2 separate regions of the Homo sapiens genome follow, and region 2 is linked to region 1. The links are chromatin loops, found by intact Hi-C in ENCODE. Cell type or tissue: heart left ventricle. All regions are shown on one strand.

Region 1 (8,000 bases):
TAAGTAATCAGGCCAGGGTTAGTGTGCTCTCTGTGGTACCAGAACCCCCAATTCCTTCAATCTTGTTCTGCAGTACAGGGCTTTCAATCCCAAGAACACCCTGGAGTATAAACTGACTGCTAGAGCTGCAGCCATTACAGTCTCTGTCCAGCTGTGCTCAAGAACACTGCCTAAATTACCATACCACTTCCACCTACATCCCATTGACCCATTCTAGAAAATAATCATGCCTAGCTGCAGGTGAGGCTGAGAAACAAAGTCTTAATTCCAGGAAGCCACGTGCCCAGCTAAAAACTGAGATTTCTTTTCCCATATGAAAAGGAGAAAGAGATGTTAAGGGACTATTACCAGGCCTGCTATATACTCTCACATATTCCTTTGACTGAAATAATCATTCATTTATATATTCATTCAACATTAATTCACCTAAAAATGTTATTGAGAGCCTATTTTATGTCAGGCTGTATACTAGGGACTGAGGAGAGGAAGATGATTAAGAGTTAGGTCTTACAGAATAACATAGGGGGAGGAAGAAAGATCACAGATAATTACAGTACGGTGTCACAAGTACTGGAATAGACTGTCCAAAGAGAAGAGGCCATGAATAACTAACAGGAGGTGCTGATAAAGCTACACAGAAGAGGTAAGGTGAAACGTGAATTTGGTTTTATAAGGATGCAAAGGATGCAGTAGGAGACAAAGAAGGGGAATATACTTCCAAGTTACACCTTCTACGGGAAATGTGATTCTGAAATAATATTTAGGATTTCTGCAGCTTTGTTATAGTTATTAGTCAGACTTGGTAAATAAAGCATGGCCCAGCTGATTGTTTGGTTAAATCATTTCATGATCAGTGTGGGTCCTCACACAACTATTTTGGCGACAGTCATCAGAGCTGTTGCTAAAGAGATGCTGAAATGAATGGATTGGCCATGTTGCAGCTCAGTTCACCAGCAGATATAGATTCAGAGGCAAAGAAATATACTAGCTGACAGCAGAATCAGGCTTTGCCTTTATAGACCATCCCTCTAGTCTCATACCCATCCAAATGACAAATCCCCCATCTGCTCTCAACCTGCCTCCTGAGCCAGTCATATTGCATCAGAGGCCCTATAAGCCAGCAGCTTCCCAAATTGCCCTGGCATTACAGGGGGATGTCTTGCTCTGTGACACCCCATCTAACTTTGGGAGAAAATTCCCATATTTAGTAATGCCTTGCCCATCTTTTCCCAGCAGTTTTGTTTTTTTTTTTTTTAAAGAGTGAGATCTTTAGGAATCATGTTGAGCTTTGAAAAACAAAAGAATTCCTCAACTTGAAAAATAGAGATAAATTCAGATTTTTCAGACTCCTAAGATTCAATCTTCGGAAGCCACAGCCATACCCCCACTGTGGGGATGGCGGTCACTGTCACAATGGTGAGCCTCCTGTTCAGCTATTTTGTCCTGAAACAAAAAAAAAGAGCTCTGTGATAAATCACATCTGCAAGATGTGTTTCATATGTCAAGCACACATAGCTTCTAAATCAAATGCTGATACATGACTTATTCCGTCAAAAGTAAGCAGAATGCTGTAATTTATAATCATCTTGAAGCACACTGCGGAGAAAATGAAAGCAGACCATTAAATTTTAATGCCTGTTCAGCTCTCTGAAAAAGAGTGTTTCTGGCCACTCTGGAAGCAGGGTAGTGTTTCTCACACCATTGTGCACAACCCCAAAAACAGTCTGTGTTTGCCAACATTTGTGGAAACTAATTGAAAAAATGATTTAGCTGTTAAAAGCAGCCATCAGTCAGGAAGTTCTCACGAGCACAGAGGTGCCTGAAGAGGAGCCAGTCCCGTCCAACGCCCCAGTCCCCCTTAGCTTTTTAACAATCGTCTGTTGTTGTGCAAGCCAGCTCCCCGCAGCAGGGCTGCGAGCGAATATTCATTGGGGTGTCATCTCTGCTTAGACTCTCGTCCTGCACACCTATTCATCTGGGTTAAGTGAACAGCAGCATCAGCTCAAATTAAGCTGGCTTGAAAACAGCCACTGTTAATAATTTCTGCTGTGATTCAACTTAGCTTTGGCTAACAGGTGAAGATGTTTCAAAACGGAGGCAATTACAGCTCTGAGAGTGCTTTCCCGCTGCCTGTGTAATCAGAGGAATGGAACACTAGCTCCTCGCGTGCGTGGGGAAGGGCCAGCACAGCCACCATTGGGCTGCATTCGTTATCTGCTAGATTGAACAAGCTGCCTGCCGGGGACAGATGCTTAGCGCAGTGATTAGAATATAAAGCAGTTGCAAAGGCTGAGGGGATTGGAGTCAGCATCCTTTATCTCAACTTACTACAGGCTTTTCTGGTCAGATAACAAGTCTTCCAAACCGTTCTTTATAGACGAGAAATCATATGTATATCAATGCATGAAGACTCATGCATATTCATTAGCCTGTACCCTGTGTGAATTTTCCATTTAGATGGAGAACTGTAAAAAAAAAAAAAAAAAAAAAAAAAAAGAAGGGGAGGTCTTCAATTCTATGTAAGTTTAGTTCCTTTTATAGCCAAATTTTTATGACAAGGAATAAATGGAGGGAGTAAGTGTTAAATATGTACAATAAAAATGCTTGCCAAATTTACTTCATTATTTTCTGAGATTGAAAAGCCCAATAGTTTTACAAATTTCCAAACAGCTTTCATATTTAAGTTTAAAAAAGAGGAAGATAAGTGAAAACTTTGTATAACCCTAGATTTTCACTTACTCTGTAAGGAAAGAAAACTGAAATTATGTGTGGGTTTTGTTACTTTTTAAATTACAGAGATAGCATATTTCCATCTAGAGGGAAATCTATCATTCTAGCACAAAAGTAATTTTTCACGTCAACTGTGCATAACATCAAATTATAGCAAAAACATAGCTGTATACTTCCTAATTGTGGGAATTTTCATACGGTTTATTTCCAGCCAAACATTTTTCCTCTTCTACTAAAAGAAAATCAAGCAGGCTAAATTGAATTTTTATACATTACAATTTCCTGAAATGTAGTTGTTAATGCCTTCTGATGTGCCTGAAGGCATGAATCTTAAACTACCTTTCTCCCCCCAACCAAAGAACTAGGGAAATGAAAAAGACCCTTTCTGCTACTGGTATTAAATTTCCATCGTATACATTAATCTGCTTTCAGAGTATTCTCCTTCAGTGTATTTTCCATTAAGGGCCTATAATAAAGTCCTTGGTATCTTATGTTTAAAGAGCAATTGATTATAGAGCTGTGTATCCCCAAACTATGCATATTTTCTACAAACCACAGAAAAGCAGGGAGGGGTAGCTGGGATGAAGTAGAGGGGGAGGAGAAGATGGAGGAGGGGTTAGCCACATGCTCACTTTTATTTAACAAATCTGTTAAGAGCTTGGAAATAGTTCTCATTTTATAACACCAAGGTTATACTAAGCAATTTATTTCCAGCTAGGTTTTTTAAATAGAGATTAAATAGAGATTGTACTTCTCATCAATTATTTAATAGGCTTTGAGGTTGTGTGTGTGTAAACGTGTGTGCTTAAGAAGTTTTGGGGATACAGGAGTAAATGAGAAAAAAAAAAGGACAATAGAGTTTATAATTGCTAAACATATGATCCAAAGCTGTGTTTGAAATACCTGCTTAACAAGATAGCAAATGACTTGTCTCTTTTAAAAGGTATTTCTTTCTTTCTTTCTTCATTCTTTAGAACCATTCATCTAGACTATCTTGGAATATTCTCAGCAAGAATCCACTGCCTACTGTATCTTCCCCTGACAATTACTGTTGCTCCTTACCCTTGAAGCTTTGAAAGCCTGTGTAACATTAGCCTATCTAGCCCAGTGAAAATGTCTTTACAGATTAGTGTAATGTTAATACTGCTGGCTCCCCGCTTTTGACCTGAAGTGGAATATATTGCACTGCTGGAGCAGATGGAATCAGTTTCACTGGGCTACAGAGATTGGTTGGCTGCCTGCCAAAAGTTCAGTGCTAGTGGCAGTGGAAGCTCCAGCTCAGAATAGCAGGCTTGAATCTATTCTCTGCTCTTGGAGAGAAAACAAAAGTGTCACATAAGTTTGTGTAGAATCAAAATACGTTGGTTAAGATTGTTCATCTGCAGATGTTGACCCAGCATTTGAAAAGTAATTGAATCTTTTGGTGTAAAATGGAGACATCTTTATTCACTTTTGCTGAAAGACATGAGACAAAAGCCAGAGCAAAGAATAAAAAAAGAAATTATCTGAACTCCATTTAACCTTCCAGTTGAATGCCTATCTCACCATAAGAATACAAATGTGTACTTGTAGAGTGTTTAAAGCCTGTCTCCTATTTTATGACTGCAAATAGATCTTAGTCTAAAATAATAGATCAAATTCATAAATGGGGGAAAAAAGATAAGCTTGTATAGCCGAAGTGAAATAATTATCCAAATAGTTCCAAACCAGAATCTAAAACTGGGGATGTGGGGCGGGGAGATCTATTTCCTAAGTTATCCATACTAGCTTTATTATTGACTGCATCATTCAGATAAATGTTCAAAATCCTTGCTGGATTTGTATGAACAGAAAAAGCATACAAATATTTGAAATCATATCTTCCAAAATAGATTTGCCTGTTGATAGCTGTCCTTTCACCTGGAACACTGGGAACACTGATTAAAACCATTAATAACAGCAGCTGAAAACTATGGTTGTCAGATTTAGCAAAATAAATAAATAAATTATGATGTGTGGGGGACTAGGGGGCTCCAATTTGAATTTCAGATAAACAACTCATGATATTTTAGTATAAGAATGTCTCAAATATTGCATGGAATATGGAGCATGCACAATTTGGAATATACTTATACTAAAATATTATTCATTTTTCATTTGAAAGTTGACTTAATTGGGAATCCTGCATTCTACCCGGCAACACTGAAAGATGTACTCTTTATTTTCTTACTTCCTGAATGTACTAAGACATCCTTTCCTTCACACACACACATGCACACACACACCCTAACTTTCAATTAACACAGAGGGGTTTTTTGTATTTATTCATCAGGTTATCTCTAAGTTTATTTTAATCATATTTTCCTCTCAAGTACTGCCTTTCCACAGCAGTAAAACATATGCTGTTTGCTGCCTAAGTAGATGGGTAATGTAAGCTGTGATGTGGAGAGAATTCTTCTCTTATCCGTTCTCTCTGAGGGTGTAGTTACAGAAACATATATATGTGCTTTTATCTGTGATAAGAGCTACCATCTGCTAGCTGCAATGTGCACAGCTTACCGTCTGAAGTGCTTATACATATTATGAAAACACACAGCTTTTGTGTATGTTGAGAATACATATAGACTCTGTTCTAATAAACCAGAATATTAGCTTTTGAATATGTCAGATCGATGCAAAATATAACCATAATTATGGACAAGAACGATTAGAGCTGGCACGTTGCCATGTGTGTATTTATGCCAGTAGCATCTTTGAGATCTTTTAATATTGCATTATTTGCAACCTCTTCCTATGAGATAGTTATTTTAGAAAAATGGACCCTTTTCAATGAGGAAAGGCTTTTGCTTCATTCAAGGAGCAAAGTTTCATGCCAGGGATACCAAATCCCTGGGATATGGGCTCCATATACGTGAGCAACGGGAGAGACTGAGACCGCGCGACAGAACATATAAATCTGAGTTACTTTGACCTTTAATCCAGGAGAGCACGAAGAGAAATGCACTAGGAAGGTTGGTTTGTAGCTGTCTGGAGACTGATAAGCTGTAATAAAGGTGCACTCAGTTGCAATTCATCTAAAGCTTCCATTGCTATCATCCTCCTTTTTCGATTTTTGTTACCTCGAGTACTTATCTAAATCCCTTTCAATGCCAGCTTGAATGCACTTTGTGTTCTCTCCAACTGTGACTAGGGCTGTCTGTGTGCGTCCGTGTGCTACAGCACACTCTCTTTCCCCTTGTTTGACAAGAACCAATGCCAACACCTAATTAAGGATAAGCCACAGAGCTCTCGGCTTTATCTTTGTCAACTGCTCCATTCCTAGCTTTCTGCCTAGTTGAGTTTTTAATGACATAAGCAACAGTTCAGTTCAGCATTCCTCAGGCCCGTTCCAGATCTCAGTGACTAAATATGGCAAGCAGCAACAGCGAAAAGATGCTGGCCCTTTGTGCCCCATGTCCTGTGAACACTGGGGAAATAGGGCCACACTGGCTTCCATGTGTTATCTGCCCACTCTGCACCTGCAGTGCGGACATGCAGGGAGGAAAAATTCACACGATGTCTCTCTCAGAAGTTTTCCAAATCTTCCAGGCACTTAATTTATGAAGAAGTCTCATCTGTTTCAATTTCATATTACATTGTATTAAACATTCTAACTCAATTTTGCAAATGTAAGAGTTAATCATTCCCTAAAACTCTGGTGAAATCAGATTAAGATGCCTGTTACTTCCAAACAGCCAATTCACTGTATATTTTTAAAATAAAGTATGGCGTGTGTGTGTGTGTGTGTGTGTGTGTGTGTGTGTGTGTGTGAGAGAGAGAGAGAGAGAGAGAGAGAGAGAGACAGAGACAGAGACAGACAGAGAGTGAGAGAGAGAGAGAGAGAGAGAACAGAGGAGCTTCTACCATATTTTCCTGTCTATACTTTTCCATTATACTAGTAGAAGTGCAATCCTTTTCCTGGAAGGTGAGATTCATTGTTAGTTTTAAATATGTGCATTTGCATTTCTCTTTGTTCTCTGACCTTGGTTGAAGCTTAATGTTTTAAATGATCATAGAACTGTCACAAGGCATGGAGTTATCTCAAGACAATATTTGCTGAAAGATCATTGAAACAAAATATATCCAAATTGTGTGTATCACTGGTGTTGGTGTGATTTTTGACAATGTTAAAGGCACCTAGATTCAGTGGGGGAAAAATTGATTATTTGTTGCATTTTCTATTGCTGCTTTGCTTCAGCTTTATGTTTTCTTTAAAATTACAAAACATTTTTTGTTCTGACTTCAATATCATCTCTTTTTTCAATTCACTTGGATGTGTTGACTCCATTCAAACTTTTGTTTTGTTTTGTTTAACTTGTAATTTTGGATGTCAAGAGAAAAAAGCACATCAGCATTTTATCTGCAGACATGGAGGAGGTGAAATATTCTTCCAAAAGAAGACGACGTTCGTAAATGCAATTATTCAATAATTCTATTTCACAGACAATTCCGGGTTGGTCCCTATGTGATCCATAATATGCTAGGTATAGAATGAATTTTAAAAAATGATAATCCCCACATGGTAGGAATTTAGAGTCCAATTAAAGATATAAAATATTTTATATCCAACATGTCTTTATGTGACTCTTTGGAAATAGCAGTAAATCTCGGCAAATATTTTAGAGTCTTAAATAGGATATACTTGTTCCCTTTCTTCCTGAGTTGATCAACCCAGTCCTATCTACAAAAGCAAAATGAAAAATTGAGTCTCTTATCTACTCTATTTAAACCAAACATTTGCTTTTGCCCAAGTTATCTGAATATTTCGGATAAAACTTTTGCTCACTCAAGTGATTCAGGCCTCAGTGCTTTCTGCCTGCCAGTAGAGACAGCATCCCTTCTGAATGCGGCCCCAGCACGTCAGAGGCAGTGACACTACCTGCACCTGCCACCGCTCCTTTGGGATTCCAAGCTGATGCTTTTGATGTTTCTTCTGATTAACATGGTTTTTCTGAGTGGTGGTGATGGATTTGTACTAAAACATCTGTACTCTGTTATAAAGCACCCTGGGAGACTGAGGCAGCTTGGTAAGATGACCGTGGAGAGATCTGTGTGCGTTCTATGACCACAAAATTGAGTATTTCTCTTCCCTGCATTAATAGGACCACACTGAAATAATAGTAATCAGCTTTACCTCTGACTAATTCATCCATCTCCTCAAAGCTAATATTCTAAAATACTGTACTGTCAGAAGGTAGCAAATGCAGACTTCTCAATAGTTTAGTTCACCTGAGAGTGTGAGGGATTGGACA
Region 2 (8,000 bases), 150 kb after region 1:
AAAAAGAATATAAAAGGAATTCTACGTAATGCAATCTTACTTAGTCATAGAGCTTTGAGAGGACTGGGATACACAGTGGACTTCGTGGAAAAACAGAACAGTAGCTCAAAATATTTGTGGAAGGAACCTGAACTCAATTGGCCCACTTCTTTTGTTTATCTAGAATTCATTTTTTTCCCAAGTGAAAGTAGGGCCAGTATTCTGCCATTCAGTAAGGAGCACTGCGGTGAGCCAGGAATTCACACTAAGCCACTCTACAGGCCTCCCCAGTTTCTACCCCATGTGTGACTGGCTTTTTGGATCCCATTAACTAGTTTAATTAATACTGTTTTGACTACAAATGAAAGTAAGTTATATCTAGTTCATATGAAAAGAGGTCTTTGTTGTCTGGCATCTCCCAATCTCAGTAAAGGTGGTGGTAAAGGCCTGAAGTTAACAGGAACCAGGACTCTGATGAAACAGGGTTCTCTAGGTTTCTCTTTACTGTGGTTCTCTGCATGAGAAATTTTTCCTCAAGGCTATACCCACTACTACCAATATCTTACATTTTCCCAGTTCTATCAACAGAGAAAAATATTCTGTCCCCACTGTTGTAAATAAGAAAACAAAATAAACAAAAAAGCCTCAAGAAAAAATTCTTATTTGTTTGGAAGGATCATGTGACCAAGCACTGAGAGTATCCGGTCCAGTGAAACTTCCATGGCTGGAGTGAGGGGCAAAAAGAATTCCTTTGAACAAGGAGTAAATGCTACAGGCAATAGTTCTCTACTCCCCTGGGGGGAAAGTTTTATATCACTAAATACAATGTGGCAGTAGCTGTAGTATCTGTGCAAGAAAGAGTGCCCCTGGGCTACGTTACTTAATATGACAGCTGTAGATGAGGCAGCTACCTGAGACTTATGGACTCATGGTGAACCCTGTCCAGTTCTTAGGCCAAATTCCCTTCATTCTACAGATGGGGAGATAGAGCTGAGAAAAATATAAGGTAATTTACACACCTGAATCTTGCAAATAACAGTAATAAATCCAACTGCCCCCTACACACATTGCAGGGTGAACTGACGCTCCTCCCAACACACGAATACAGGATTTAGGGAGGTATGATTTGAGGTGAGGTCTAACAATGCCAGTTAAGAACTTTCTCCAGAGGTTTCTTAGGTGAGCACTACTTTACCAAGTTAAGTCCCCATGACATTCCAGTGTGTTTGAAGCAAACCTTTGAAGAGAAAAGCAGCCAGAACCCTAAACGGATGCCCCTCCTATTCCACCCTCCATCTCTACCCCACTTCATAACCCTGGGGCCAGCCCATTCTCTGCCTCCTTCCCTGAGGGCAGAGTGACTAGTTCAAGCACCCCGATGACTCCCTTTCTTTCAAACATTAAAGAGCTTATACTTATCTAGAGTTTTAAATTTACAGTCCTAGATGGGCAGTCATCTTACTCTCTTTATGTCTATGTAAGTGAAATCAGTTTACTAGAATGTAACTTTGAATTGGAAAGATAGTTTTTCTGCTAATGTGTGGAAATGGAAACCCTGAGCTAAGTTTTTTCAATTCTGAAAAAATGAAAATAATCTCTTCTGGGCAATAACGGATCAAATTCAGGGCTGGCCTATCCCCAGGCCCATCTTTCTTTCTCCTCTGGGCCTCTATTTTCTAGTGTCTGGTTCGCATGCCACTCTGTGTCCCATCAGCTTCTGTGCAGGTATAGGTTGCCCACCTGGACTTAGATGTGAAATTCTCTCAACCTGGTATTCATCAAACTCTGTTGTTCGCATACAACCACAGGCCTCCTACAGCCTGCTGGTCCTCTCAGCACTTCTGAGCCCCCACTGGGACTCAGGAGCTTGCACCCACCTTCTCTGCACTGCTCTGGGCTCATAGTGAGGCTGTCCTTGGGACTCCCTGACTAAGTGCCTGCCTTAGTCATTGGCTACTGTCATGACAATACCAGCTGCTCCAGTACCAGATTGGCCTTGAGGATAGCTTAGAGCAGGGGCACCAAGTCTGTAGCTCTCAGATTCTACCAAATGTATCTAGGTGTTTCCTTCTCTCTGTCTCTCTCTGTCTCTCTCTCCATGCTCACAGCTCTCTGGGTTTTGGTGTCTGCTCTCTCAAGCTACAAATTTTGGGAATACTAAACACTCTGTCTCAAGCACCTGCTCTTTCACATACGAAACACTTTATTTTCTTGACTATGAACTCTAAATTATCTGGTCAACATTGGAGGATGCTAATAGTGAACCAACTCATTATTTTTAGAAGTGACAAATAAGGTATATAAAAAATCAGCATTTATTTTGCCTTCTTCTATGGTGTGCACCACAATAACCAAATGATAAGTGGATGGAGAAAACATGATCTTTATAAAAAATATTCCAGCTTATAAATGAAGAAGAAATGTTAGAATTACAATATCACCAGTTTGCAACCTCTATAACAGAGGACATTAACAGCCACAAACACCAAAAAGAGAGAAAACCAGACAGTATGGTATGTGCCTATTGTTGGAAAAACCCACCACTTCCTATATTATTGCCAAAACTCACTGAATAAGTAAATGAATAAATCCGATCAATCTCTACAGTCAATTTATGAAAATGCAAAGCATAGTGTAACACAGGTACCTACTCTTCAAGGATATGATCAGAAAAACCTGGATGGCAAAACTGCAGGACAAACTTGTTTCTTCAACAAATAAATTGCAAAGAAAAAAAGAGAGAAATGGAGGGGAAATCTATAGAATAAAAGATATTTAAAAGACATATTTGCTAATCTTATTGTTCAGGTCATGTTTGGATCCAGGATTAGAAAAAAAAAAAAAAAGGTGTAAGAAGGACATGACATTTACAAGAAAATATTTGATTTGATGTTGACGATATTAAGGAATCGTTGCTATTTTGGGGGTGTGATGATTACTTTGTATTTGCATTAAAGCAAAAGAGTCCTTGTCTTTTAGAGATGTATACTAAAATACAGTTGTCCCTTGTTGTCCCTGGAGAATTCATTCCAAGACGCCCACAGATACCAAAATCTACAAATGCTCAAGTTCCTGATATAAAATAGTGTAGTATTTGCATATAACTTACTCACATCCTGCTGCATACATTGAGTCATCTCTTGATGATTTACATTTAATACAATGTAAATGCTATGTAAATAGTTGTATTGTTTAGGGAATGACAAGAAAAAAAATCTGCACACGTTCAGTATAAATGCAACCATCTTTAACAAAAAAAAAAAATGAATCTGCGGTTGGTTGAATCCACAGATGTGGAACTGATGGATATGGAGGGCCAACTATACTTAAAGGTAAAACTACTTGATACCTGGGATATGCTTCAAAATAACAAGGGGCTAAATGCAATGTAGTATCTTGGATTGAATTCTAGAAAAGAGAAAGAATTTTAGTGGTAAAACTGGTGAAATAGGAATAAAGTCTAGATTTAATTAATAGTTTCACATCAATACTAACATATTCATTCTGACAAACGTACCATGGAATCGTAAGATAGGGAGACATAGGTAAAGAGTATGTGAAAATTGTCCTATCTTTGCAACTTTTCCATAAATCTAAAATTATGCCAAAATATGAAATTTATTTTAAAAGCAATGAGAAGAGAGAAGTGGATGCAGGTGTAGATGGGACAGGATTCACCAAGGATGAATGGTTGTTGAAACTGGATGGCGAGTATAGAGGATTACTATACAACTCCACCTACTCTTGAGTGAGTTGTAAATTCTCCATAATAAAGTCACGTAAGTTAAAAACATTATGATATTTTCTATAGACTATTAAGAGCCTACACAGACCTTTGGAAGCCAGTAATTTGACACTTTGCTCTCTGTATCATTTCTGCCATCAGGGCAGTGGTGCCTAAAGAGTAGGGCAAAGGGCAGGAGCAGAAAGAATTGGAAAACAGCGGAGTTAAATATCACCCAGCTACAATCACTCGCTTCTTTTCTTATTAGACCCCAAATTATTTCTTCCTTTATATTTTAAAATCTTTTTTCACCTGTATTTTTATCGCATTTTAGATCTCTTCTAGCACCATGTGCCCATCTAGGCATCACTTGGTGTAAGGTCCCCACTGCAATATAACGAACAACCACAGCGTATTAAGCAAGCTAGAAGCATATTTCCCTACACACAAAATAAGTCTGGAGGTCAGCAGGCCAAGACTGTCAAAGCAGCTTCATGGAGTTTTGGATGACTCAAGCTCCTGCCTGTCCCCTACTCTTAGATTCCTACGATGGCAGCCTGGTCACCACACTTACAAGATAGCTTCTAGAGCACACCCACATTCCAGGCAGCAAGAAGGGAGGTCAATCCACTTCTCTTTAAGAAAATCTCCCAAAAGTCCTACATATTTCTGCTAACCTTTCACTGACTAAAACATACCCACACAGCCACTCCTGGCTGCAAAGTGGAAATGTAGAAAATGGTCTTTTAATTATACTCTGGCTGTCCTCTACAAAAACAGAGTCCTATTACTGAAAAAGGAGAACGAAGTGGATGTTGGGTAGAAAATTAGCAGCCTCTGCCACAATCAGTCGTGGGAAAAATCTGAACATGCAGTGGCAGAGGAGTCCAACCATGACTTATGCCCAAATTAATTATCCGGCTAGTGCAATCAGCAAAGATCTGGAAGTATCTGTCATCCCACATACGCTGCTGGCTGGTTTATGTTGATTGGTTTGACTGAAAGTTAAAAGTAGAAAACTGCCTGTTCGTTCACCCTTCACAGCAAGATATCATCTATCTACATCAGACGCCAATATATGTGCATTTGTGTCAGCATCATGTATAGTACTAGATACGCCTGCTGTGACTATAATGTCCTTTAAACCTAAAATGGAATCATTATAGATTCCTCCTGGCAGCCCTCTTGAGTCTCTGGGAGACCTTCTGGCCTCCTGGCCAGTCTCCAGAGAGATTCCTGTCTGTCTGCCCGGGAGGAGACACATTCTGGGCTGCCTGCCCACATTCTAACCTGCTGCTCACACGGGTAGAGAGCTGTGTCTATTTGGGTCAGTCCTTCCAAATGATTATTCTGTTGCCTTTAGGTAAGTTCACTTGAATGTCCCACACATACCAACTGTGCACACCACATGTTTGAAAGCCAGTTGCCCAGTAAAAGCAATGAAGTATGTTGGAAAAAGCATCTGAAATATGAGACTGAGAACCAAGCTGGAGCTCTTTTTGGTCCTGGCAGTGAAAGCTTAGGAAATTCACTTAGGCTCTCTAAGCCTCAGTTTCCTCATATGCCAAACAGAGATATTGCTACCACCTCTACTTTCCTTGCAAATATATTGCAAAGCTCAGTTACAATGAGATATTACATGTCACAGTGCTATACTTTACACCAAAAAGAGGTTAATATTATTCTTAATCTAGTGAAAATGTGAGTCATTGAAAAAAGAAGAGAAAAACAAGAAACAACAATAATGTAGCTCAAGCTCATTTGACCAGGGTCAACACAAAGAAATATAGTAACTAGTGCCAAATCTGCAGGATATAAAGAATATAGAGAGACAAAAGAATATAAAGAGACAAAAGGATCAGTGAAATTATATCTGCCTCAGAAATGATAGATTCTAAATGACTTCTCTCAGGAAGTAAACTTACAACATTCTTCGAGCCACCATTTCCATTTATTATCAGCCATTCTTCCCATGGAACATCAGTTCAAAGAGGAAACCTATTGTTAAATACTCTGTTCTCCTCCAACTGAAAGGGTGAACTATGTTTTATTTCTTTTAACTAGTCACCTTTAAAATTCAGCAAGATTCCTATCTCAGCAGCAAAGACCCAAAACTCTCACATAAAATTTTACTGCTCAATACCATCAGCTAGGGTCCATTTCCATTCATGAATATAAGCCTTTGGGCACAAGTATGTAAGTAGTTACATAAACATAAATTCATTCAGGGAGATAGGTGACTTCTGTAGGTGTGAATGTACATGTGTATGTAATTCGATATATTGGAGCCTCTAGAAGGTTCATAGTTTTATAGAGACATCAACAAGAAGTAATTTTAAATCCTTTAGTTTTTGTCAAAAGAAGGAGCTTTAGTTTATGCAACATAAAATTAGAATTGCTTTTACTTGCTACCAGTTTAATATCAACATTTTTATCCAGAGTTAGACACAAAGCTAAACTGCTGGGATTTGACATAACAAAACTGCTCTCCATATGTGAACCAAAAGTCACTTGGGATCTATCGGCCAATTAAGACTCTTTGCTCAGATCTAACTTTAGAGGGTGACTTCTGTCAAGAGCTAAGGAAGAACACAATTCATTATGACTGCAGAACTCAGAGAAGTCAAGAAGCAGATTCACTGGACATTTGTAAACTTTTCCTGTGACCCACAGCTAGAGCAAAGTACCTCTTAATTGTGAATAATTTTTCCTGATAAAAGTTTCTCACTCCTTTCTTAAATCTGGAACTTCCCTTTCTTGGAAAGCACCCATACACACATAACAAAAGGAATTCATTCCAGATGTCCAAGAGGCTTTGCATGTCAGGGTCTGGCTTTCCTGGTTGCAAAGGGAAATTTTGGCAGGTGGTCATAATGGTATTTTGTCCCTCTCAAACTTGCTGCCATCAAACCACACTGTAAAACTCAGCTGGTTTACATTTGTATAATTTTTGCCTAACAAAGGGAGGAAAAGACCACAAGAAAATTAGCTGAATACTCACCAGATCACAAGGCTGAAACACAGGTATAGGTAAATTCATCCCTAAGAGTTTTATCAGTGCTGTGTTCCCAGAACTGTTCCATGCTGTGTGGAGGAAACAAAAGTAGGAAACACTGTCCTAAGTCTTGAGAATTTAAAATGACTTACTAGTGACAAGGTTAATCAGAATAAGAGTGCCACTGTGCTCCCATAGTACCCTGCATAAAGCATCACTGCACATACTACTCGTTATAATCAACAGTTTGTGTGACTGATGTCATCCACCATGTCCAGCCCCCAACAAGAAGCATGGCATATCTGTCATAGTAAACACAGAGCCCAAAGCATATTCGAGAAATGCTAACTCAGTGAATGCAGGAAACAACAGTAGAAAAAATTAAAGAGATGTGAGAGCTGTAGGGATTCAAAATGCAGTCAAACATGAGCCCATTATGTTTCTGGGAATTATCAAGTGTTAATATTTTTTATTCTGCTAATAAGGCATCTCTTCATATTCCTAAGAACCAATTTGAATTTTTCTGCCCTTAATTGTACTACACACTGAGAAACAACAGCTACTATGCTAGAATATATAACCTTTAGTCTGGAAGTCCATTGTTAAAAAGCAGGTATTATCTTACTGCAGAAGAAAGGGAGAAGAGATACTAAGAGTGATGAAGCTGATTTCATTGCTGTGTTTTGTTGACAGTGTATTCCCAAGGGGAAAGGCAGGCTTGCTGGGGGCGGGGGCGGGGTGGGGGGTGGTGGGAAGCGCTCAAACTTAGGTGAAGGCGGGAGATTCTTTTTTTTTTTTTTTTAAGTAAATTGTCTTATTCTGTACAAAGCAGTTCAGATAAAACATCTGCTTATCTGCTTACTACATTATAAACAGTGTTGAGAGTCCTAGACCTTCACTGTGACCCAATTATTCAGCATTCTCAGTGTAAAACACTGTTTATAAGAGAACTTCAATAAATATCATCATGCGAAGGGTAGTTGTATGGTGAAATAAGTTTAGGAAACACTAATTACCATATCTCCCTCCTTAGATTTGCAATGTACCTTTATATTGTAAAGAAAATTGTGTTAGTTTACTTACTCGGGGTTTTCCCAAAATTATTTGCCTATGAGCTCATTATTCACAAAGTAGATTAGAAAACACCATTCTCAGAGCCCTGCGTTGACTGCTGTCTAACTTTTCTTTCAGTGCTAAATTCTGTTATCATCTTAGGCCAACATTCTCTCACTTTTTAGAAATCATAGCTAAAATTTGGGTACATATTACTACTCCTAAAGAACGTAAGAACTGAGTTCTAAA

Evidence for each region. Peaks named below come from ENCODE experiments on the same cell type or tissue, not always from the same donor. Only the 100,000 strongest peaks of a DNase experiment are listed, where the experiment ranks them.
Region 2: a loop joins it to region 1, with 3 times the contacts of the local background. A loop is called at or near these places in 5 of 110 quality-filtered maps.

What each region holds. Positions count from the first base shown.
Region 1 is chr5:125,194,700-125,202,699 of GRCh38, reverse strand. All of the region lies in intron 4 of LOC101927421 (a long non-coding RNA gene), which reads right to left. Among named protein-coding and RNA genes, the nearest start is that of LINC02240, 290 kb to the left of the region's middle. In heart left ventricle, no CTCF peak of the experiment used is centred here; a DNase peak (open chromatin) is centred at 3,959; H3K4me3 peaks cover 1,151 bases; H3K27ac peaks cover 1,893 bases.
Region 2 is chr5:125,040,944-125,048,943 of GRCh38, reverse strand. It overlaps LOC101927421 (a long non-coding RNA gene), which reads right to left. Exons shown (of 6, transcript NR_109882.1): 2 at 6,705-6,787. Among named protein-coding and RNA genes, the nearest start is that of ZNF608, 300 kb to the right of the region's middle. In heart left ventricle, no CTCF peak of the experiment used is centred here; a DNase peak (open chromatin) is centred at 4,963; H3K27ac peaks cover 846 bases.